3 separate regions of the Homo sapiens genome follow, and regions 1 and 3 are each linked to region 2. A link is a loop called in an ENCODE intact Hi-C map of the cell type or tissue named here. Cell type or tissue: Calu3. All regions are shown on one strand. Region 1 overlaps DHRS3 (dehydrogenase/reductase 3). Region 2 overlaps VPS13D (vacuolar protein sorting 13 homolog D). Region 3 has its middle 15 kb from the start of LINC02766.

Region 1 (8,000 bases), 120 kb after region 2:
AAGACATACACAGAGGAGAGGAAGGCCGCGTGAAGATGGAAGCAGAGACGGCAGTGAGGCGGCCACAAGCCACGCGATGCCAGGAGCTGCCAAGAGCCACCAGGAGCTGAAAGAGACAAGGAAGGATCCTTCCCTAGAGCCCGGGAGGGAGTGGGGCCCTGCTGACACCTGGAGTTTGGACTTCTGGTACCCAGAAATGTGAGAGCAGCTTTGGTGTTTTGGGCCACACAGCTGGTGGTCATTTGTTGTGCCATTGACAGGAAACTAACACAAATGGGCTCCATTATCCTCATTCAATAGAGGAGGCCAAGCGAGGCCCAGCCCCAGGCTCCCGAGGCTGGGAAGTGACGGAGGCTGCTTCCCCTCCACACCACTCCCTGTTTTCAGATGCCAAGCTCTTTTTAACCTCCGAAGGCTCTTCACTGTCCCACATTAAGTGTTTTCTCTCACTGTATGCCCACTCCACCACGCACCCTGTCAGCCTGACCTCTGAAATCCAGAGGCTTCTCACCACTTCTCGCCACCTCCACGGCGCCTTGGGGCCCTGCCTCAGCGCCCTTCACCTGGAGCACAAGTGGACCCCTCACCTGGTCCCAAAAGGTCACTTGGCTGCTACCTTTGCCCCAGGGCCCCTGCCTCAGTCTGTTCTCAACACAACAGCCAGAGATCCTTCTAGAATGTGTCAGACCACATCACCCTGCTTATGACTACTGATGGCTGCCCATCTCACAGACTGGAATCTAGTGTTTACTGGGATCGCAGGCCCTTCCTGGTCTGCCCCATCCCTCGTCTCAGCTACTCCCTCCTAGGTCTCGGCCCTGCAGAAGCACTGGCCCCCTCTACCTTAGGGCCTTTGTACTGGCTGCTCTCTGTTCTCTTTTCCCAAGTATCCCTCTCCTTGTAGGGCACCCTCTTTTCTTTTTAAAAAATTATTATGATTATTATTATTTGTAGAGACGGGGGTATCACATTGTTGCCCAGGCTGGTCTTGAACTCCTGGCTTCAAGTGATCCTCCTGCCTCAGTCTCCCAAAGTGCTGGGATTACAGGAGTGAGGTACCACACCTGGCCACCTTCTCACAGGTTCTGCTCAAGTGTCTCTTTACCCAAGAGGTCTTCATGTAAAATGCCCCAACCCCACAAACACCAGCTCTGATTTGATTTACAAATCTACCCTTCTTTGATTTCCTCCTTCCCAGTTGCTGAGACAGGCATGTCTCCCCCTGTGATGAGCACCTAGTGTTCCTGAGGACACTCCTTCAAATGCTAAAACCACGCCCTGCCAAGAGCCAGTACGTGACAACTGGGCAGTCTCCACCTCATCCCTGGGTGTGATTCTTGCGAAACTTTTTGGTTCTGGGACCACTCAGAAAACTCTCCAGGGAAACGATCACAAAAGCTGACTCTGGGCAGGCAGAACACTGCTCACTCCCAGCCAGAAACCCACGGGCTGATGTTTCTTTTCACAAACATCCCCAGCCTACAAGACTGGCCAGGGGCTCCACCTCCATCTGACTGCCCAGGGCCGCACTTGGCAAAACACGGAGGCAGAGAAACTCAGGCTAGAGTTCATGGCTGACACCTCACAACCTTTGCCCTTTTCCCCCACTGGACCTCTTGCTGGAAAGTGCTGGGTGACCTTGGGGTGGGGGTGCCAAGGAGAGGAGGGAGGAGCCAGCATCTACAGACCACCCTTCCCTCACAGCACACATCTCCAGATTACTGTCCACCGGGGTGGGATTCAAATTTGGACAGTCTAAGTAACTCATGCAGGCTGCACTACTAGAAGTTTCAAAGCAAGGCTCGGACTCCAAAGGGAAGCTCTTTTAACAACCCTGTCCTGCCTCATTCATTCATTCAAGGACTATTTGTGGAATTGTGTGCACCAGGCACTTTGGAGGCCCTGGGATCCAGCGGGGAATACATTTATCTCACTTGCGGAGTTTGCTTGTGTGTAAGTCCGGGGACAATGAGCATGAACACTTGTTCACGTGAACGAATGACTGTATAGTAAGTAGTTTTCTAGCCACTAGAAAGTGCTAGATGTGCATGGGAGGAACACATAGCTTTGTAGGGGGTTGGAGGGAGTGATTATGGGGTGGGAGTGGTATTCAGATGGTGGGGGAAAGGTGCAGGGAAGTCCTCTTGGTTAAAGTAACATTTTGGAAGAGACCTGAGGGAAGTGAAGGAGGGAGCGATACAGACGCGTGGAGGAAGAGCATCCCTGGTGGAGGGAACAGTTGGTGCAAAGGCCCTGGGGTGGGAATGAGCTTCCCCAGCACGGAGACCAGTGTGGAAGAGCAAGCGGGAGACACCAGCCACAGCAGGACTTTGAATTCTTTTCTGAGATGGGGTAGATTGGGAGGTTGTAAGGAGAAAAAAGACAGCCTCTGACATGAAGCTGGAAGGGGCTGGGCTGGGATGCTTAGGTGATGGGAGAAGAGGGATTCTGGACGGTTGCAGAGCTGGGTGCTGGAGAAAGTGAGCTTCCCAGAGGACACCAGAGCGTTTGGCCTGAGAAAATGGAAGAATGAGGTTGCCGTTCCCTGAGCCCCAGCGCCTCCCTCTCCAGGAGGGTTGGCTCTGGCAAGCCCCAGGTGTGCAGGAAGAGAATCCCAGGTCCCTTCAGCTTCCAGAACAATTGGTTTACGCAGAGGGAGGGGAGGGGAGGCGGTGAGCGAGAAAGCAGTTCCAGGTGGCAAAGGCAGCTCCGGGGGAAGAGGCTGCCCCAGCGCCTGGGACCCACCTAGCGCAGCGGGGGTGAGCCCAGTTTCCAATAACAAAGTGCCCGGGCCGTCCCAACCCTGGCCCTGACAGCTAACGAGCTGCAGCCGGCTCGGTGCGCGGCCGGGAGGCCAGCCTGGCTCACATGATGGCGTGAGGGGGTGGCAGGAGGAGCCGCCAAGCCTCAGCGGGTCGGGCAGGAGGCTCCAGGAAGTCTTTCTGAAAGTGGGCCCAGGGGCGGGCGCGGGGCGGGGCCGCGGGGGTCCCGGGAGGGGCTGGGCGGGGCTGCAGTGCCGGGTGGGGATCGGGCTGGGATCCCAAGCGGCGGATGGGAAAGGGGTGGAAAGGGGATGGGAAGGGGCGGGAGATAGATGGGGAGGGGGCGGGGCGAGGCTGGGGTCCTGGGTGCAGACTGGAGGGCGACTGGGTGGAGCGGGTGAGGAGGGGGCCAGGTGGTGTCCCGGGAGCAGATAGGGAGGGCTTTGCGGGGAAAGCGGGGAAACAGGTTGGGGTCCTGGGCCGGGCGGCGAAGGAAGGCCGAGGTGCGGTCAGGGTGCAGATGGGGGGCGATGGGACAGGCTGGGGGCTGTGGAGAGGAGCTGGGTTGGGATCCCGGGTGCAGCTGGGGAGGGGACAGGGTAGGTGGCTGCAGAAGGGGGCTGGGTTGAGGTCTCAGGTGCAGACGAGGAGGGGCTGGGCGGAGGGGGTGAGGAGGGGAGCCGGGCTGGGGGCCGGGGCGCTGCTGGGGTCCCCCTCCCGCCCCGGGACCGTCCGCTCTTGCCCAGACCCGTCGGTAAACAGACGCCGTGATGTCACGGGCGCCGCTGACCTGTGGCTGAACCCGGAGCTGTAAATGAGATGCAAGGTGCCAGCAGCCTCCGGCCGCAGGGCCTACGAGCCACACGCGCTCCTCCGCCGGCCCGAGGTTACCCCAGCTGCACACACGGACAGGATGCTGCAAACGCCACCAGACATTGCAACACGCAGCCAGTCTGCTGGCCGCTGCGTGAACCGTCCCGGCAGCCCTCGCCGCCCCTCTGGCGGGCACCCACCTCCCTGGAGCGGCCTCGCTCCCCTCGAGCACCCCTGGGGGCTGGCAGCTCCCACCCCTCCGGGGGCAGCCTCTCCTCTAGGGTCTCTGTCTCCGCTTCCCCGAGAAGCCTCTAAACCCGAGGGCTGGGCCTCCGGGGTCAGCTTCGGGTTTTCGTGGGAAGAGATTGGGGAGGTGCCTGCCTTTGCTCTGGGCTTTCTGGGAAGCTCATTACTTCTCCCTTGCAAAGCCTGGTTGGGGGGTTGCAGGGATGGCTTCCAGGTATAAAGAGGTATAAAAGTGTCCCGTTGGCCGCGCACCGCCCCTCCCTTCCGAAGCAGGGGGCCTGTTTATCCCGCGGAGCTCCCAGAGCAGCCCTGGACCGCACTAACTTGGCAGCCAGCGCTCAGAGCTGAGAGCCTGCACTGCCCTTTGGAATGAAAAGCAGCCTGGTTGGGGCCTCAAGGAATCTGCTCTGGAGTTGATTTGCTGTGTGACTTTTGGATGAGTCACTTGGCATCTCTGAGCTTCACCATCTCCATCTGGGGAAGTGGGGAAAACTGAAACTGGCCTCCCTGTGCTGGTGTGGGGAAGGTCAAAAGTGCAAGAAAATGCTCACCAAACCGCAGGGCCGGTCAGAAGCCTCAGGTGCAGGGGGCCTGGCACGGGGAGAACTTGGAGACCCTCAGAGAAACCAAGGCTGCCCTTCTCCTCACCCACTGCCCCCCCAAACTGAGCCTCTGGGTTTATTGTGAGAAGCCGGGGTGACGAGGTCTTTGGGGATGAATAGTCCCCCCTGGCTCAAGGAGACCCCCATTGACTCCCCTACTTGGACCTCATTAACTAATGATCACCCTGCCTTGTGGGGGGTGGGGAACCTAGAAATGACCCCAGATCTCCCCCCGCCCTAGACGGAGTCTCACTCTGTCACCCAGGCTGGAGTGCAGTGGCGCGATCTCGGCTCACTGCAACCTCCGCCTCCCGGGTTCAAGCGATTCTCCTGCCTCAGCCTCTCGAGTGCCTGGGATTACAGGCGCCCACCACCGCACCTGGCTAATTTTTGTATTTTTAGTAGAGACAGGGTTTCACCATCTTGGCCAGGCTGGTCTCGAACTCCTGACCTCAACTGGTCCACCCACCTCAGCCTTCCAAAGTGTTGGGATTACAGGCGTGAGCCATGGCGCCCGGCCTGAAATGACCCCAGATCTTTAGCGAGTACTCATGGAGTGCAACAAGGCACAGCTGAACTCCAGCCCTGATTCCAGCTTCTCCTTCACTGAATTTAATCTTTAACATCCTTCTGCCTCACATCCCTCTGCTTTCTTGTCTTTGCAGCACTTGGTCACTATCTGAAGTGATGGTGGTTATTTGTTTGCTTGGTTTTTGTCTATTTCTCCCATTCTCAAACACACACACTCTCTAGAATGTAGGCTGTCCAAGGAATTTCCAGGCCTGGCTTGGTAATTGGGTGCCCAGTGACTGTGTGAATGAATGAATGAAATAGTTTTGCCTCTTCTGTGAAACATTAGTAACTTCCCTTTGAGGGGAACTTGGGAGGAATGAAGTTGACAACCTGTGTGCTATGGCTGTCGTTAGGACCAGCCACATCATTCGCAGGGTCCCTGGTTCAAAAATTGTAAAGAATTGCAAGATGGTGACAGCCGAGCCTCAAACCAAGTGTAGGGCGCTTCTGAGAGCAGGGCCAGTGAGAATCCCTGGGTCACACCCAGGAAGCCAGCCCCAGCCATCGCACAGAGGGTGCCCAACAGGAACACCCAGTGGGACCTCGTGCCAAGTCACAAGCCTTCCACGCTCCCCCAGGCAGCAGGAAACACAAACACAGCTCCGGCAGAGCCACTCCAGGAAGAACGTATCACACATCCCCAGCAGACAGGTGACACCTGCCAAACTAAAAGTTGCCCGCACATCCAGTCTCTACATGTGCAGGGGCAGTGGACATGGCAGCGTATGAGCTGTAGGGGAAAGAGGAATAATAACAACAGGTAACCTGGGCAACATGGTGAAAGCCTGTCTCCACTAAAAATACAAAAGTTAGCCAGGCATGGTGGTGCGCGCCTGTAGTCCCGGCCACTGGGGAGGATCACGTGAGCCTGGGAGGTTGAGGCTGCAATAACCTGAGATCGCACCAATGCACTCCAGCCTGAGTGATGGAGTGAGACTCTGTCTCGGCAAGTAAAATAAAACAAAAAAAAATAACAACAGTACTCATCATAATTAGCATTTATTTAGGAGCTTCTCTGAGTTCAACAGTGAGGTTTACGGCCCCTTATCCTCCGTTCTAGAATCCAAAAAGCTCTAAAATCCTACATTTATTTTTGACACACGCGTTTAGAGCAAGCCCTAATTGGAACCATCATGAGGCTAGTTCTGGTCTCTTTATCCCACTGTGGTAACTATCACTGTGATTACGGGTGGCTGCCCTAGACCTTGCTGTGGGCATCACTAGGTATATGGCCTATCTGCTGGATTGCATTTCTAAAGTCCAAAACATCAGACCTATGAGACACAGCTAGCCTTAAGGGTTTCAGATAAGGGTCTGTAGACTTGAACTCGGCTTCTTTTTAGAGACAAGGCACTGAGACCCTGGAAGTATAAGTAATTAGTCAAGAGCAAAGCCAGGAACTAGCTGAGCAGAGACCCCCAAACCGGTTGGCGGTACCCCTCAGAGCTGCTAGCAGAAGAAAGAATTCAGCTCTTGTTTTGGAAAAGGAAATAAACATTTTACTGGAGTATCTCAGCATCTCCCTCATACTCCAACATGAAATTCAGAGGTCACTGAGCTGGTAGGCTCAATCACACACCAGGCTGATGTGTCCCAGGGAGACCTTCAGCTAATTAAACGTAATTTATGGACCAGCCTCTAAGGACAAGCCTTAAATTACTTGCAAGCTGTGCCAAGGTAGCTATCCTACAGGCTATTAATTAGGAATCGGTTTAATCTCTGCTAGGACGAAGGTCAACTGCCTTGGAGTTAACCCTTCCGGCTGACTGGTCTCATGCTATCAGGCTGTGGCTCTGGGCCCAGAGGGCCAGGGGATTCAGAGGAAGCGGGACATTCAATGGGAAATGGCCAGGCCAGCACACCCTGCAAAGACCAGGATGCTGGGAGAAAAGCCAGGCCCTTGGCCCATAGGGCCAGTTGAGGCGGGAATTTTCCCAAGCACCAGCCCCACAGAAAGTGATTTTCCGTGGTCCTCAGAGAGCATCACATCCCTCCAACATCAGAGAATTCTGTGGAAAATCAGGCTTCCGTCACCTTCCAGTAATGTGGGCTGGTCGTGCATCCTGTAGAAAGCCTTCAGTGGCTCCCTAGTGCTCTCCCAATCATGTCCAGACTTCACCCCACAACCACCAGGCTCTATGAGGTATGGCCCTGGCCATCTCTCTCCACTCCCTGCTCACACTTTTGTTCTGGCCAGGCCAGGGTCTTTTTCCCAAAGGAAACAAACTCTCTCATCTCCTATTTTCTAGCTCTGCTCTTTCCCTCTGCCTGGGATATTTTCCTTCTGCTGCTTCCATCTCATCCTTAACGCCTCAGCTTAGACCCCAGTCCTAGGCACAGCCAGGTTTCCTTTCCTAGAAGCCAGACTGCCTGGATTCGAATCCCATGGCTACCTGGGCTGTGTGACCTTGGGCAAGTATTTAACGTCTCTGAGCCCTAGTATTTCCATCTTTAAACTGGGAACAGTGACTGTGTCATAGGGTTGCTCTGAGGAGTAAATCAGATTGTCATGTAAATTGTTTAACACGTGGGTAGCACTTTATTAACAACAAAGACTGGTTGGAAGCCCCCGTCTGTGCTTGCAGCTGCCTTCAGCCATGGTCCACCCTACCAAGGCATGTAGGCTCAGAGAGGTCCAGTAACTTGCTCAAGGTCACACGGCAAGTGAATAGAAGAGCCAGCATATGAACTTTGGTGTGGTTGACTCCTGAACTCAAAATCTGAATCTCTATGCTTTACTGGCTCCTTGTGAAAGAAAGAACCGCACATCTGTGTGTGTGTGTGTGTACACGTACACACACACACACACAATCACACAAACATTTCCACTGACTTGAAGGCTCAGGAGATATCCCCAAAGCCAAGGCATGGATCTGCTGGCTGAGGAGGTGTGAGCCCTCGGAGGGCACCATGTGCCCAGTCCACACTGACCTTGTGTCTTGCCATCCCTTAAGGACCCCGTCTCCTCTGCTGTGTGCTCATAGGGAAGTGGCCCGGAGAGGCC
Region 2 (8,000 bases):
GGCTTTTGTCCTTCCCATTCTCTTTCTTCACACAAAATGAACAGTTGAACTCAGGCCACCAAACCTGGTTGAGTTGCTGGGTGGAGGGACTCTCCTGGGCTCTGAGCCTTTGTGTGTGGGAACCGCACTGGAAAAGGTGTGCAGAGGCCACGAACTTGCTCTGAACCCACTTGTGAAGAGCAGGTGACCCCAAACTATTGTTAGTGTCTGCTGTAAATGATATGCCTCTGGGTTCGAGCAGAGTTCAGCCAAAAGCCCCACATGACATGGAAATCTGTCCTGGAGCCAGGTTTGTCGGGTAAAAGTTATGTAGCAAATGTCTCCAAACATTGGCATCTGTTGTCTGCCGAGACTAGGACAACCGAGAATGATGGAGTGCTTAAGGAAATTAGGATGGGGCATGCGACCCTGTAACAGCTGATAAACTGTTTCAGGCCACCGTGGCTCATCCAGCTCTTTTGATAAACAGCTTTAAAAGCATTACGTGGTTTGGAAAGCATTCTTCAAAAATGGTTATATTTTCCAGACGCATGACAGTCCACTGTTCAGTATTATTTAAGGGTTTTAAATTGTAGAATCAGATTCCTTTTCAGTGGGGCTCTTGGAACTGTCGAGGGCTGATCTGTCTGACTCCCACCAGGACAATCTCACAACAATATTATTATGTAGGTCGGGGTCCCCTAGGTCTGTTAAAAAAAAAAAAGTTCAGGGCTAAGCGTTTAAGAGGAAAAACTATTTCTTTCATTTCTAGCTAAGTCTGATGGGCCCTTTCAAACACTGCTTTCATCATGCACCTTTTATTTCACGATTTCTGCATAATGAAAATACAAGATCGATAACTGTGGATTATCGTAATGCCTTGAGCCTTTGAAAATGAACATTTTCTAGATTATAAATGTTCCCTTTGTAATTCATTTCAAACTTCATCCTCCCATTTGTCCTAATTCCCGAAATTTAACTGTTGCCTTTTGAGCCTCCTAGGAAATTCTGGGTATCCTTTAGGCAAGGGAGGTAGCTCTTGGGGGAATAGCATTCAGGCCACAGGCAATTCATTTGCGACTTGGGCTCTTCTTAGAACATATGATAAGTACAACGCACTGTAGTGACAGATTTTTTAAAAACCCTATTAAAGCCCAATATACTAATGCAGATTTTTTTTTTTTAAGTTTTAGAGAGATTCATGGGATTTTATTCTTTTTCCCAAAGGCAGTGGTGGAGCTGACAGAGTAGCATGGAGCCTCGTCCTGATGTATTGTGCGGAAGTGGCAGCAGTTCACATTCATTCAGTTTGTCAGCATAGGATCAGTTCCTTCTTGACTCAACTCTCTGTGATCAAAATAAGCTATTGGATGTTCCCTTTGGGTACTGGAAGCAGCTTGGCCCCTTGGCAAGAGAACAGGATTGCAAATCACAAGAGCAGAGCCCTGACTCCAGCTCTGATGCTACTGTGCTTTGTGACCTTGTGCAGACAGCTTTATATCCCCATCTCAGGTCATTCTCCCCCATACAAAGGGGGAGAGGGTCATCCTTGCCCTGGTCATGTCTGCATGGCTGAGGTGAATAACTAGTTGTGTAACTTCCTGGAGGAGTGGCACAGAGGAAGCTCCCTTCCTAGGGCTGGCTCTGCCATCAGGGAGGAAGCTGGATATTAGAATGAAGAAAAAGCCCATGCAGAATATATGGCAGCCCGATAATGGATTCTAAAAATAAAAAAGCACTAGGTTAATCTGCAGCTGTAGTGTACCTAAAGTATTCTTTGGCAGGTTGTGGCCCTAGCCTAATCCCCAGCTGGACTTAGCACCATTTAAGTGAGTTACATCTCATCCCCGCAAGGGATTGAGTCTGTAGCCAATTTGGCCTTGTCACCACTTCAGCCCTCCCTCTGATTTCACCTTTGGGAAAACTACAAAGTGGCCCCAGACATACATAGCAGGCTTGATCACATGGGTGGAGTCTGTCAGGACAGCATACATCAAATAAAATGTCCAGGGAACCTGTTGTAAATAAACCACTTCCCGCATGCTCAGTCATCGTGGAGGTACTTGAATGTTTAGTTTCTTTTAGCTGATGGCCAAGAAATCAATGTTTAAAAAAAAAAAAACAAAAAACAAAAAAACACCTTGACAGAGGCATTTTGTACAAGAATGGTGTGTGGGTGTGAAAAAGTAAATTCCAAAACATATTTCCTTTTAGTTCCCAAACCCATATTAGATGAGTACTTCTTAGCCTTGGCCACAGTGCTAGAGTAAATAGCAGTGTCACATAGCTCGTGGAACAGGCAAACCACAGAATGTACAAGAGAGAAGCGTGCACACCAGTGAGTCTGCTATGGCAGCTCTCTTTGTCCTGGTTTCTACATCTCATTTGTAAGCAACTTGTGTTCCTGCATTTTCAGAGTTTGGCCAGTTTATTTACTTAGAATTGCATGTTCCTGGAATATTGTCATAAAAGTGATCCTGAGATAGAAAAAGTCAACAGGAAGCAGGGGCATTGAGTTTATAAGTTCTCAGTCTGTCTTGGCCCATATTAAAGTCTCATTCTCAGGGGTAGGTCCAGCTTTCCAAATTTTAATATATCAGAGACTCCTGATGCATCTGGGCTCATGATGGGCCAAAGTAGGCCTTCAGGAGTCCTCGTGTTACACACTCAACGCCTAATGGAGACTGGATTCATTTACGTGTATTAATGTAACCTGCGTGATCATGTGAGTGCAAGTGCTTTGTAGATTGTCCTGGGAGATGTGGCATATTATGACTAAAGACTTAATTGAACCCTGAACATGTATATGAATAACTGGAGACAGATTGACTGGATTACACATTTTTCTTGAAAATTTCCTAAATTTAGCCTACCTCTTTGTTGCCTTTTATTTCCCAGCTTAAGTGGTTCTCTATAACACTATATTTTAAACAAACCAGAACAAATAGTATACAAAAGCATAGACAAGAGGGATATAACAAGAGATGGTTTTCTGTGATCCGTGGCACCTCCTCTCTACCCTGCCTCCACCACCAAAAGGGGCTTTAAATTAAGATTCGGAATGGCAAATTCACTTACCAGCTCCAAACACAGTAGACAAGGAAACCTTGTGAGGAAAATCCGAGAGTATATTTACAGTTTCTGTTCAGAAATACATAGCTTAACTTCGAAGGAGGAAGCGTGACTTTTCACCTGCAGATAGAACTAGGGTCTGATTTGAAACAGACCACTGGCTTCACTGAACCCCATCAAAGAAGTCTGCTTCTGCCCGGAATTGGAAAGTGCCAGTGGGCATGTAGTTGCTAGTATGGGATTTCTGTTTTTATTTTTAACAAGCTTGGGCCCAACTCTTAGTATCAAGATGGGTGAAGACAAAACTGACCAGAAAAACACGTATCAAGTCAGCAGTGGCTCACCCCTCAGAGGCCATTTTTCCCACCTGCTCCTCTTATACCTTTGGTTTGTTTTTGGTTTTGGATTTTTTCTCTATGTTCCTCCTACTCTTTCTTTCTCTATTTTGCTTGGGCCTTCGTTAGAAGAGTTCTAGTAATCATTTCAGACTTCCAAAATTCAACCCAGTAGCCTCATTTTACAGGTGGACCCACTAATACACAACAGCTCGATGTGACAAACCATAGACTCACAGTTAATCACTTGGAGAGCCTGGATTCACCTCCGCGATGACCTGCCTTTCCAGCCCTCCAGTGGCGTCCTCTGTAGTGAGTTGTAAATGTGCCACTCTAGAACATTCCAGGAAAGCCCTCCTCTTGGGCTAAACTCTAAAACTAAAATGAAGTCCTGCCCATGTGAGCTGCTTGTTTAACACTTTGGATGCTAATCAGAGCATTAATGAGAACACATGGATAGATTCGGCAGGTCTAATGCTTGGGACCTTCTCCTATTTGATTCCATAAGACTAAATCCCCTATAAACACTTCCCTCCTGTGCACACACACATGCATTCACATACAGCACTCACGTATCCCTCCCTTATAGCCAAAGACCGAAAAATAAATTTTTTTTTTCTACATTAAAAATAAGACCAGCTAGTAACCAGGGTTGGCATTCCCATCTCCTGTGGAACCTGGAAGGACTAGCAGATAGCTATAGAGATCTGTCTCCTTTTTAGTGTGGTTGTATTAAGGGCAATCTTGCCTCCCATGGCACCCCAGAAAATCCAGGAGTTCAAGTGGGGGTGCACTGTAGGAGGACTCAGCAGCTGTTTTATGGAAGGTTCGTCAGGGATCAGACTGAAGATTTTGCTTTTGTGAGAACAAAGTGAAATGTGACATTCAGGAGCAGCTCGGGGCCTATATATAGGGGCCCAGGGCCTGCTGGGATGGGGTTTTACACTTGGGCTGTCCTTTTGCCCTTCCCCTGAACTCTTTTCACTTCAGTCATGAGCAAACAGTCAGTGCCTGAACTAACAACCCTGTAGTCCTCCGAAGCACGGCTGGCTTACAGTACCGAACAAAGGGAGGGAGTGCCGCGTGGGCCGGCCCAGGCCGAGGAATGCGGCTTCAGGGTTCTGCTCCATAAATTTAACCAGCACGACGAAAAGGAGATAATATGAGCCTTCGTGATGATCTGAAAGGGGGAGGTTCTGTGTCCCATTGATTGCGGTCTGGCCCAATGCCAGGCCCAAGCCTGACCGACAGTTGAACCATATCATTAAGGCGTGTAATACAGCTCGAGTCTTGTACTGCCGCCAATGAGTGCATATCCACAGGGCAAAAGTTTATAAAGAGTCGAGGCTGTCCTGTTTAACCCTCTCACACTGCATGTAATAGAACCAGCTGCCATTCAGAACTTGCCCATCTGAGGTCATAAAGGAAAGCCTGCACGTTTCTTTTCTTCAAACAGCTTTTCAGGACTGGGGAGAGGAAGAAACGCTGTCTAGAGAGGGTCAAGGCACGGTGATGTTTCTCTCTGGAGAAGCAAAGCAGTCTGCCTCCCTCCCCCCGGCCAGAAACGGGACACCTTAGTGCTTTCTTCAGAGTAGCTCTCTGTTTGTGGTATAATGTTGCTGGAGGAAACAGGGCTGACACCACAGGAAACCTGCCTGTCTCCAAGGAGGCCGCATCGGTGGCAGAGGTGGGTCAGATGCCGGCCGTGGAGTGCTCTTGTCAAGCTTGGGATGATGCCGTTTTCCTTCCCCATCACCTCGAAAGCTGTTAATAGCCTTGCTTTCTGGCCTTCCACAGCTACGCCCAGGTGCTAAAACAGAGCAGGTGGAAGGCCGCCCCACGGAGTGGCCTGTGAGCCCAGAGTTCTCACTGTCCGAGGCCGGTGGCCCCATGGGAACTCTGTCCATTCAATAGGGAGGGCATGTAGAAATAGGCACATTGTCACAGCAAGGCCTGGAGTGGCCTGGGTTCTTACAGTGGGCACTGCATTGAGGAAATGGGCAGACAAACAAGGATTTAGCATAAGTATAGTCAGAAAGAAAGGGCTGCCTGTGTTCAAAGGACAAAAGGAAGAAAGTGGGCGAAGGGGTAGTTTAGTCCTGTCCATCAGCCAGTCACGTTCTTTGGCCAAACTCGGGACCTGCCTGTGCTTTGTCCATGGTGTCCAGGAAGAAATCTGTGTCTGTCACTTCCAGATTGCTGCTTGTCTGCAATGGACAATGCCTCTTAGGCAGACACCTGCTCGGGATGACAGTGCTGCAGAAATTGATCCAAAACATTGACTAGCTTGCATGGTATCGCTGTCATTAGTATTCAGTCTTCACAACCACCCTATGAGGTGGGTGCTATACTTTCCCCATTGTACAGATGGGAAAGTTGAGGCACACAGGGGATACGTAACTTGTCTAAGATCTCAGAGGTAGTAAGGAAGGGAACCAGAATGTGGACCCTGGCCAACTGAACACAGAGTACATGCTCCTAATCTCTGTGCTGCTTCTGGGCCATCTCTCGGTCCCTCACATCGAAAGACCTCATGATTTCAATCCAAAGCATCTGACCAAGTGTTAGGTCTACTTCCTTTCGATTCTTGGATATGAAGGGTAGGAGCTTAATATCTGCCTATAGCCCAGAAGATTTGTGCAAAGACCCTGGTTCACTTGGAGAGGAGGTACTATAAAATTTGGACCCCACAATGCGAATGAAGGGTATGTATTGAATTCCCTCAGCCCACCAGCTTAACACAGAGACAGTGTGAGGGATATACTATAGCTGGGAAGCTTGGAAGGGCTCATGTTCAAGGGCCTCTTTGGGCCAAACAGCAGTGGGCCTGAGCATGGAGAGACCCTGGCCTTTTAGTGCCAGTGCCTAGAGAAGCAGGTCACTAAGCTTTGTGCCCAGGAGCTGTGCTGTCCCTGGTCCATCCCTGTGTACCCCATTCCACTCCTGAAATAATGAACTACTGCAGCCTTCCAAGTTCACAGTGTGCCAGTTTGTCACAGAATAGCAGTGACACTTCTCTGCTGCAACCCATCTTTGCTCTGCCATGCTGCCAAGACCATCTTCACCAGGCGGTAACCTGGGAACTCCAGCTGGTACACAGTACAAGAAGCCTCCGCAGTAGACTGTCCCAGGTGCATGTGCTCAGTATGTCATAGCCATCTCCTTTTGGAGGCCAGGGAGAGCTTCTGTTTGGGTGCCACGGATCCTGGACAGAAGCTTTCTAGAGGTAGGAGAAGAGACTAAATGGCTGGCCAACCCAGAGATTGTTGGATTGTGTTATGATTCCATGGTCAAAGTGCTTTAAAAACCTAGAAATTGGCTCTGGTAGTGAGTCCCAGGATGGAGCTAACTTACGATCTGGACTCCATTACATGATTGCTAATCCTGAAGTTCAGCAAACGTTGGTACTGGCTGACTTTTAATGGAGTACCTGTTTGAGGGTTCTCCTCATCATGTATTTAAGGTTAAATTGTATAAAGGAATTCTGCTGCTCTTTTGAAATTTTCTGGTTCTGTTTAACCATACCTAAAAATGCCATGAGGTAGCCAGATGATTGACTAACTGGGATTTATGGAAATTCTTATCTGCAAAAATCTCAAGACAAAGAGGGCACTAACTAGAAGGTTCCCAGTGCTTTATGTAACATGCAGAAGGAAGTCTGGTCTCAGCTTCTTGGATCTGAGCAATCCTTTGGAAAGGGAGCAATGAAGAGCAGTAACTGAAGACTCATTTCCTGCCTTCTGTGTGACTCACTCTCCTTTGTCAACTTCAAGTTTGCCCTAGGCCTGCTTGCTTCTCTCCACCCCAAGGAACTTGGTCTTTGGAAGACACAGGCACCTGCCCTCTCTGTCTGCCTTTTGCCCCCAGGTCCAGAGGGAGAAACAAACCCTCAGTTGGAGGAAAGTCTAGAGCACAGGCTTTGTGTTGCTCAGAGAAGCATGACAGGAAGTGGTGCTGTTGCCTCTGCATTGGCCGACTCCTGGCTGCACCTGCTTTTCCCAGAGGCACGGGGAGGCCCAGGCAGGGGCCCAGGGCCTGCTGCTGATCAGTTTGTCCTGCTTGCAAGTCTGCATCCCAGTACCCAACGGGGCCAAGTAGAAAAGGCACATAGTGTAGTGTGAGCCGTAGCTGTCACCAGATGGGTCTTTCCCCTCCGTGCCCAACCCCTTCCCTGACCTGAAAGGGCCTAGCCTCTTTCCCCACTGGCTTCCACCAAGTTCTAACACATTTTATATATATCGATTTCCAGGCTTGTAGAGGCAAGACCTACAGTCCAGGAGTTCAAATGGATTCAGTGTTGTTGGTTCTTGTTTCCTAGAAGGACAAGTGCTCTGAAGGTTTGGTGTCAACTCTGACCCAAGGGGTGTATCTGATTTTTATGAAGGCACAGAAATGCACCTGAGGTGACCCCAAGTCCTTCTCTTTTATTTTTTGATTTCCCACCACCTGGATCATTAATTCTGCTTTCAAGGGGGATGGGGAAAGGAGAACATTTCAAAGCAAAGTTGATTTGGTCTCTGAACCAGCTTGTCTTCTAGGCTGTAGTTCACCCTGATGAGAATCAGAAAGGACAGTCTGTAAACCCCTTCACTCTAGTGACTCTGCAGCTGGGGA
Region 3 (8,000 bases), 63 kb after region 2:
GATTTGTCCAGTACCAACTACTCTGCCATGGATAGAACCAGAAATTTCTCCTTTTCTCTGAGCCCTTGCCAATTAAGCTTTCATCCCCACAACCTCACCCTTTCCAGATAATCAATGACATTCATATTTCAAACTCTAATCTTCATGATAAGGCCTTATCTAATCTGAATAAAAGCTGTATTTGTCATGATTGAGCACTCTCTCTCCTTCTTTTTTTTTTTTTTTTTGAGATGGAGTCTCATTCTGTCACCCAGGCTGGAGTGCAGTGGCACAATCTTGGCTCACTGCAACCTCTGCCTCCTGGGTTCAGGTGATTCTCCTGCCTCAGCCTCCTGAGTAGCTGGAACCACAGGTGCGTGCCACCACGCCCGGCTAATTTTTTGTACTTTTAGTAGAGTTGGGTTTTCACCATGTTAGCCAGGATGGTCTCGATCTCCTGGCCTCGTGATCTGCCCACCTTGGCCTCCCAAAGTGCTGGGATTACAGGCGTGAGCCACCGTGCCCAGCCACTCTCTCCTTCTTGAAAGTTTTTTTTTTTTTACTTTGTTTCCAGAATACCCAATTCCTTCATTTTCCTCCTACTTCACTCGTTATTCTTTGTTCTCATCTTCCTGGCCTCCAAATGTTGGAGAGCCGCAGCATTCACTGTAAGTCCTCTTCCTTTCTTCAGCCAAACTCTCCTTGGTTATCTCTCTGAGTCCTATGGCTTTAAATATCATCTGTATATGGGCAGGTCTCATAGTCTTATCTCCCGCCTGAATTTCTGCCCTGAAATTCAAACTCAGAGCTCCATCTGCCTCTCAATGTCTCCATTTAGAAGCCTAAAAAGCATGCCTTACTTAACATGTCCAAAACTGACCAAGCCTGCCTCTCCTTTGGTCTTACCCATCTTAATAAATAACTCCATTTTCCCAGTTGCTCAAGCCAACCATTTTGGAATCATCCTGGAAACTTCTCTTTTATTCGAACCCCATATCCAATCCATCAGAAAATCCTGTTGGCCCGACCTTGGAAAGCTACCCCACCATCATCTCCCTCCTGGATTATTACTGTAGCATTCTCAATGGTTCCTTGCTTCCTCCCTTGCCTCCTGTGCCAGCTGAGACCACTGCAGAATGTAGATGAGCTGTATCCTCTGACAGATACAGAGATTGCAGAGAGGTTAGCAGACGGGCTGATTACAAGCTGCGGGTGGGATCAGGGGTACCAACAAGAGACGGTGACGTATCCTCTTACCATCCCTAAGATGGGTGAGAGTCAAAGCTGCCGGCCCCCTGATAGGAGCCATAGCCTTTGGTAGAAAAAGTCAGCTACTTCCAAACTACAGCCTAGTGGAGACAGAGAGCCAGGGAAATCAATACCCTCCCCTCTCCTCTTGCCCTCTGATCTCCTGCTCTGTCTCCCACTGGCTGAGCCTAACTGGAAGCTGGAGGGTTGGGGAGCCCACTGATATAGTCCACAGAGGGCAGCCTCCCAGGGCAGAGAGCAGGGTGAACAAAGGGAGAGTAAATTTAGAAGGCAAATGGTGAATATCCCAAACCCCTCTGCTTGCCCACAGCTGCACACACCATCCATGGCCCAGTCTTCATGTAGCTGCCAGAGTGATCTATGCACTACTGGGGACCAGAGGTGAGGGGTGGGGGTCACAGGATGGATGGAGCCTGGATCTATGGGACACTAAAGGGAGGAGGGCTGCTTGCCCACCAGGAATGCTGATCTTTCCTTAAGAGAGCAAGATAAAAACCTCTATTGTGTTTGAGTTACTAAATGTTTGGGAGTCTATTACAGTTTAGCCACTTATCTTAGACACATGTAAAGCAAGGGTAATAGTTATATCATCCCTACAGGGCTATCAGGGGAATTAAATAAGCTATAATTGCTTAGAACAATGCTTGGCATAAGTTCTTAAGCAATGGTAACAATTATTATTATTATTACTATTATTATTGAGACAGTCTCAGTCTGTCTCCCAGTCTGGAGTGCAGTGGTGCAATCTCAGCTCATTGCAACCTCTGCTTCCTGTGCTCAAGTGATCTTCCCACCTCAGCTTCCCGAGTAGCTGGGACTACAGGCACACGTCACCATGCCTGGCTAATTTTTTGTAGAGACAGGGTTTTGCCATGTTGCCCAGGCTGGTCTTGAACTCCTGGCAGATCCTCAAGTGATCTCCCTGCCTTGGCCTCACAAAGTGCTGGAATTACAGGTGTGAGTCACTGCACCCGGTCCAATTATTATTTTTATTTAATATGTAAAATTAATATGAAAGCATACTATTAATTATGTTTTTGCGAATGCCTTGTTATAGACTTTGAGGGGTTCTTCCAGAGAGTTGAAGAATTGTGGAGTGTGTGTGTGTGTGTGTGTGTGTGTGTGTGTGTGTGTATACATATATATATAGAGAGAGAGAGAGAATTCCAGCCACCTCACCCCACACCCCAAGAGGCTGCTGATCCACTTGCCCTCCAGGCAGAGTGCCCAGGAGAAAAGAGAGCTGGTTCCTGACTTGCTTTAGGATGGGGCAGACGTTCCTCTGTGCCATGTTCCAGGCCAAAACCTTATGAAGGCCTAGCACCTTCACTCATGTGCTTTTGGGAGCCCCAAGTCACTGAATAGTCTGGCTACCCTGCAGGACAGACCACATGGAGAGGCCATGTAAGACAGGGAGAGAGGCCCCGAGACTCCACAGGGACAGAGAGACAGGCACAGCCATCCTCGTGAACCAGGTGTCCCAGCCTTCTGGGTGTCCCCACAAAGATGCCACATGCCTGAGCCATGTTGAACCCTTCAGCCCAGAAGAGCCCCAGCAAACAGCCCCTCCAGCCACCACCCCAGCAGATGATGGAGCAGATGATTCACCTAGCTGAGCCCTGTCCACCCTCAGGTTCAAACAAGATCATCAAATGGCTGGGTGTTTTTTTGTTTGGTTGGTTTGGTTTGGTTTTTTGAGAGAGGGTCTTGCTCTGTGGCCCAGGCTAGAGTGCAAGTGACTCAGTGCAGCCTTGAACTCCTGGACTCAAGTGATCTTCCTGCCTCAGCCTCCTGAGTGGCTGGGACTACAGGTGTGCCCCATTAATCCAGCTAATTTTTATATTTTTTGATAGAGGTGGGATCTCACTATGTTGGCCAGGCTGGTCTCGAACTCCTGACCTCAAGCAATCCTCCCACTTTGGTCTCTCAAAGTGCTAGTTTTACAGACATGAGTCACCATGCCTGGAGATAATTGTTTTAAGCCATAAAGTTTTGGGGTGGTTTGTGACGTTGCCACAACAGCAAGCCGAGCCTGCCCGTGTGAGCAGGAGGTGGGTGGGTACTTGCTGCTTTGAATTTCCCTTCCAGTTGGGGGAGCTGGAAATTCAAAGTCGCAAGTACCCACCCCACCCGCTGCTCACATACGCAGGCTTGGGAAGGAACGGAACACCAAGGGCCGGCTGCTTGGGTGTGTTGCAACCAGACGCCCGCAGGCCTTGGATGGATGGAATTCTCCAGGCATCCGTGGTGGGGGGACCGGCTCCTGCCCCCTTGGCCGAGAGGGCTGAGCTCACTCAGCGTCTCCATTCCTCTTCTTGATTGGCACTTTAATGAGGGCAGAAGGGGCTGACCCCCTGCCAGGGGACCGGTTCATGCCCCGTTTATCTCACAGCCCGAGTCAGACTAAAACAACATCGCAGGCCGAGCGGCCAGGAGCCAGCAGGGCCGGGAGCCCCCGCCCTCGGTGATGGATTGAGTGACCGCGGCGAGTTGGCAGCTGAAGTGTGTGGTGGCCGCACCGTCCTGTCAGCCTGCAACAAAGGAGGCCGGCCTGGCCCGGCCCTCACGCCAAACGGCTCCCCTCCCAGGGACAGCTCCGAAGGCTGCCTTTCCCTCCACCCTCCCCCAACTCCAACGCCAAGTTCCCAGAGGCAGGCTGAGGCCAGAGCCCAGTGTGCGGGGAGGGGCACTGTCCTGGGGTCCTGGGTGCGGTGCATGGGGGTGGGAAATCCTGGGCTTGCAGGCGGAGCTGGTGCTGAGAACGTCCTCTCGGGCTCCTGGCTTCAGGGCCCAGCACTGGACCCTTCCTGACGGTGCAGAGGAGGGGCTCCCTGGTCCAGCAATCCCTGAAGGATCCCAGCTGGGCCTTTTACTTGCTGTGCAACCTTGAGTGAGTTTGTCAACCTCTCTGAACCTCTCCTCATCTGTCAGAGGCGAATCCTGCTTATAACTACATCCCTGGGTTCTTTTGAGGATGAAATGAGACTTGCTGGCAGAGCCTCCCTTCCAGAAAGCAGGCTCCTACACGTGAGGCCTCGGTTTACCTGGGCGGTACTGACCATCTCCCCAGTGCCCCTGCCTGGGTTGAATGACTCTGAGAGGAGCCACTGGTGGTAAAGAACCCCCCAACTCCCGCTGTCAGGAATTGTCACCAGCTGCCACCATAAGTACCACAGCGCTGCAGCTTAGGGGTAGACCCCTTTTTACACATGGAGAAACTGAAGCTCAGAGACGTAAATGTGCCCAGTGTCCTGCAGAGAGTGAGACAGGTCAGGGACGCCAACCCAGAGCTGCCTGGCTCCGAAGTCTATGCGGCTGCTCCCAAGGCCCTGAGCTGTGGGCTGGAATTTCCCTGTAAGGACAGGGTCGTAAGTGACAGCCCCCAGTGCTCGCAGAGGCAAAGGGCCAGAGCCTGATTTGCAACGTGCGCCTCGACAGCCATGAAGTGCTCCAGGGGGGCAGCCTTTCCCATGCCTTCCTGGGGCCACAGAGTGCAGTTGAGCTCAGCAGCTTGGAGGAGGTGCAGGGGGCCGGCCTCAGCCCCTGGGTCTCCAGGTGTGGGGACCTACATCAGGAACAGGACAGTCTTTGCAGTCCCAGCTGCTCTGTCCCCAGAGCTGGGGAGGGGAGAAGACAGAGCTGGACAAATGGCTCATCAGATCCCAGAGAGCCCTGGAAGGGGAGGAAGGGGCCTTCCCGGGCCTTGTCTGGATAGCTCAGTCCTCCCAGGAGGGGAAGAAACCAGCCTCCGCTTGCAGATTTCACCTCCCTGTGAACTCCCAAAGGGCGGGAGGCCAAGCCGCAGCTGAGGTCAGAGAAAGTAGCAGGGTGACCGTGGGGCTCCACGTGGCCCTCCCTCACTCTCTGCCACGGGCCCTCCAAAAACAGGCTTCTGCCCCTCAGCGCCTCCAACAGCCTTTCCCCACCACCAGACAAAAGATGAGCTGAGCTGCCCAGCTGGTGGATCAGGGCTCTGAGGGTGGGCTAAACCAGTAGAGGCTTCCCCCAAACTCTGATTCACCAGACGAGGAGAAACCCAGCCTTTTGGCCCCAAGAATCCCGGTGCCCCACCCTGGATCCAGCCCTGAGTGGGCCCTTAAAACTGTTTCCTCCCACCCCAAGTGCTTTGCATCTATTATTCCCTTTGTGTCAAAAAGTCTTGTCCCCATTTGCCCGGTTAATTCTAAGTCAGCCATCAGAGCTCATGACACAGGTCGCTTCCTCAGGGAAGCCTTCCGTGACTGACACCCCTCCTGGCAGACCCCTGGTCAGAATAAGTCCCTCCCTGTACCGTAGTCCACGTGGCTCTGCCAGCCCTTCCTTTGCAGCTTTGCGCATGTTAAATGTCATGTTTCGTGGATTTGTGTTGATGATAAGCTCCCGATGCAGAGATGGTAGGGACCATCTCTGCTCACGTGTCTGTCCCCAGGCCCAGAAGACAGCCTGGCACACGGCAGGTGCCTGATGAGCACTTGTGGACTGGATGGCATTGGCCAGTGTGCATCTCCCAGGAACTCTGCTGTGAACTCCGCTTGGGCAGGGACATGTCTGTTTTGTTCACCATTGTGTCCCCAAAATTCAAAGTCTTGCACCTAGAACACTCTTGTTGGATATTTGATAATGAGTGAGTTTGCTGCAAAAGGAAAAAAAGCAAGAACAATAACAATTACCACCATAAAATAAGAAAACGGACCCAGAATAGAATTTGAGGCAAGAGACCCTCTGAATGAGGAGATTCTAAGTCCTTTCATTCCAGAAGAATTATCCTGTGTGCTTCAGTGAGCCAAATCCCCAGGGAACAAATGACATCAGGGAAAGCTGCCTGAGCCCAGGACAAAATCAACTAAATTGCTCCAACTGGTAAACCTCCTGGCTCTCATTTCAGCCCACTGAGTCTTAGAGAGTTGGTGGCGGGGGGCGGTGGGGGGGTTGGGGGTAGAGCATAGAATAGCAGGAGTGTGACTCTAATGTAACCCAGGACAGGAAATGTTTCCAATGTTCTAAATTTTGTGGACAAAGTAAAATGTCAGGAAACAGGAAGCAAAAGAGTGGCTACAATATATAAAGAATTCATTAAAATAAACAAGAAAAACATTGAGTTTAATGTAGACAAACAGAGGACGTGAAAGAATCACTTACATATGAAGAAACTAGAGTTGGGCAGTCAGCATTCATTGAATGCTTATCTGTATTAGACACTGAAGTAAGTTTTACATCTCACTTCATTAGCACAGGGAGTATAGCAAGAAAATCCAACCAAATGGCCAAGCACAGTGGCTCCCACCTATAATACCAGCACTTTGGGAGGCCAAGGTGGGAGAATTACTCGAGCCCAAGAGTTCAAGAGAAGCCTGAGCAGCATAGCGAGATCTCATCTCTACAGATAAAATAATTGGCTAGGGATGGTGGCACTCACCAGTGGTTCCGGCTACTGGGGAGGCTGAGGTGGGAGGATCATTTGAGTCCAGGAGGTCGAGGCTGCAGTGAGCCATCCAGGATAATGCCACCACACTTCAGCCTGGGCGACAGAGATCCTGTCAAAAAAAAAAAAAAGAAAGAAAGAAAAAAGAAAAAGAAAGAAGAAAGAAAGAAAGAAGAAAGAAAGAAAGAAAGAAAGAAAATCCAACCAACAAATGTACGTTTCTAATTTTTTTGTATATTATTTACAAAGTTCTATAATCCTTTTGTTTGTCCCAAGAAAATTCCTGCATTCCTGTCTTAATTAAATCTCTCCAACCAACCAGTTTTCTGCAGAATATAATTCATTCATTCAGGTATGAAATGATGAAAACTGTTTACATAGCCACAACCCTGATAACTACGTCTGGGATGAAATTAATTTATTTCTGAGGCGTCTGGGTTCCGCAGATGACGTAATTACTATTGGACATTCAAACTACTCCTAAGACTCATTTAGGGTAGTTCTGAGACACACTGGCAATATGGAAATAGGTCGTAAGTTCTTGGGGCAAAGACCATGTTTTGATTTTGCTATTCTGAAAGTACCGCATGTATCTAAAGCTCCTATAAATAAACAAATCAAGATCAAATGATTGGTTGAATTGGACAAAAAGAAAAACTTACCAGCTGGAAATGGCAGCATTCCCAGTTTATATCTGACCCGGTTGGGGCTCAGAGGTTAATTAACATGGCAAGCTCACGTGCTCTGAGTTCACGTGATTGTCCTCACTCATCATCAAAGAGGGGGAAACTAAGGCAGTATTAAGAGGCTATTTTATATTTACAAAATGAATTTAAAACAAGGTTTTTTTCTTTGAGACAAGGTCTCGCTCTGGCACCCAGATTGGAGTCCAGTGGTGTGATCATGGCTTAGTGCAATCTGCCCATCTCAGTGGGACCACGGGTGGAACTGCCCGCATGTGCCACCATGCCCGGCTAATTTTAATTTTTTTTTGGTAGAAAAAGGGCCTCCCTATCTCCCTATGTTGACCAGACTTGTCTTAAACTCCTGGGCTCAAGTGATCCTCCTGCCTCAGCCTCCCAAAGTGCAGGTATTACAGGCATGAGCCACTGCACCAGGAAAAGAAAAGTGTTCTCAAGGTCACACCCAGGATTCTGAAGCATGCAGAGAAATTCAGGTACTCACTCTGCTGTTGAAGGTATTGCAAATTGCTGTCGTACTTAGAAATTAACTCACACCCAGAGAAAGAAAGTCATAAAACGATGTTTCCATCCCAGTAATTCTCTATTGGAATTCATCCCAAGGAAAAGGTTTATGAGATGCAAAGGGC

The links. Peaks named below come from ENCODE experiments on the same cell type or tissue, not always from the same donor. Only the 100,000 strongest peaks of a DNase experiment are listed, where the experiment ranks them.
Region 1: it touches region 2 in a loop (4-fold over the local background); 23 of 110 quality-filtered maps call a loop at or near these places.
Region 3: it touches region 2 in a loop (5-fold over the local background); 13 of 110 quality-filtered maps call a loop at or near these places.

What each region holds. Positions count from the first base shown.
Region 1 is chr1:12,592,434-12,600,433 of GRCh38, forward strand. All of the region lies in intron 1 of DHRS3 (dehydrogenase/reductase 3), which reads right to left. Among named protein-coding and RNA genes, the nearest start is that of MIR6730, 17 kb to the left of the region's middle. RefSeq lists an enhancer at 349-848. In Calu3, no CTCF peak of the experiment used is centred here; DNase peaks (open chromatin) are centred at 2,948, 3,568, 4,128 and 5,558.
Region 2 is chr1:12,473,801-12,481,800 of GRCh38, forward strand. All of the region lies in intron 67 of VPS13D (vacuolar protein sorting 13 homolog D), which reads left to right. Among named protein-coding and RNA genes, the nearest start is that of SNORA59A, 29 kb to the right of the region's middle. RefSeq lists silencers at 94-388, 4,294-4,588 and enhancers at 3,947-4,804, 4,805-5,661, 7,394-7,912. In Calu3, no CTCF peak of the experiment used is centred here; DNase peaks (open chromatin) are centred at 1,956, 4,531 and 7,271.
Region 3 is chr1:12,536,708-12,544,707 of GRCh38, forward strand. No RefSeq gene overlaps it. Among named protein-coding and RNA genes, the nearest start is that of LINC02766, 15 kb to the left of the region's middle. RefSeq lists enhancers at 3,645-4,293, 4,856-5,150. In Calu3, no CTCF peak of the experiment used is centred here; DNase peaks (open chromatin) are centred at 3,394, 3,694 and 5,034.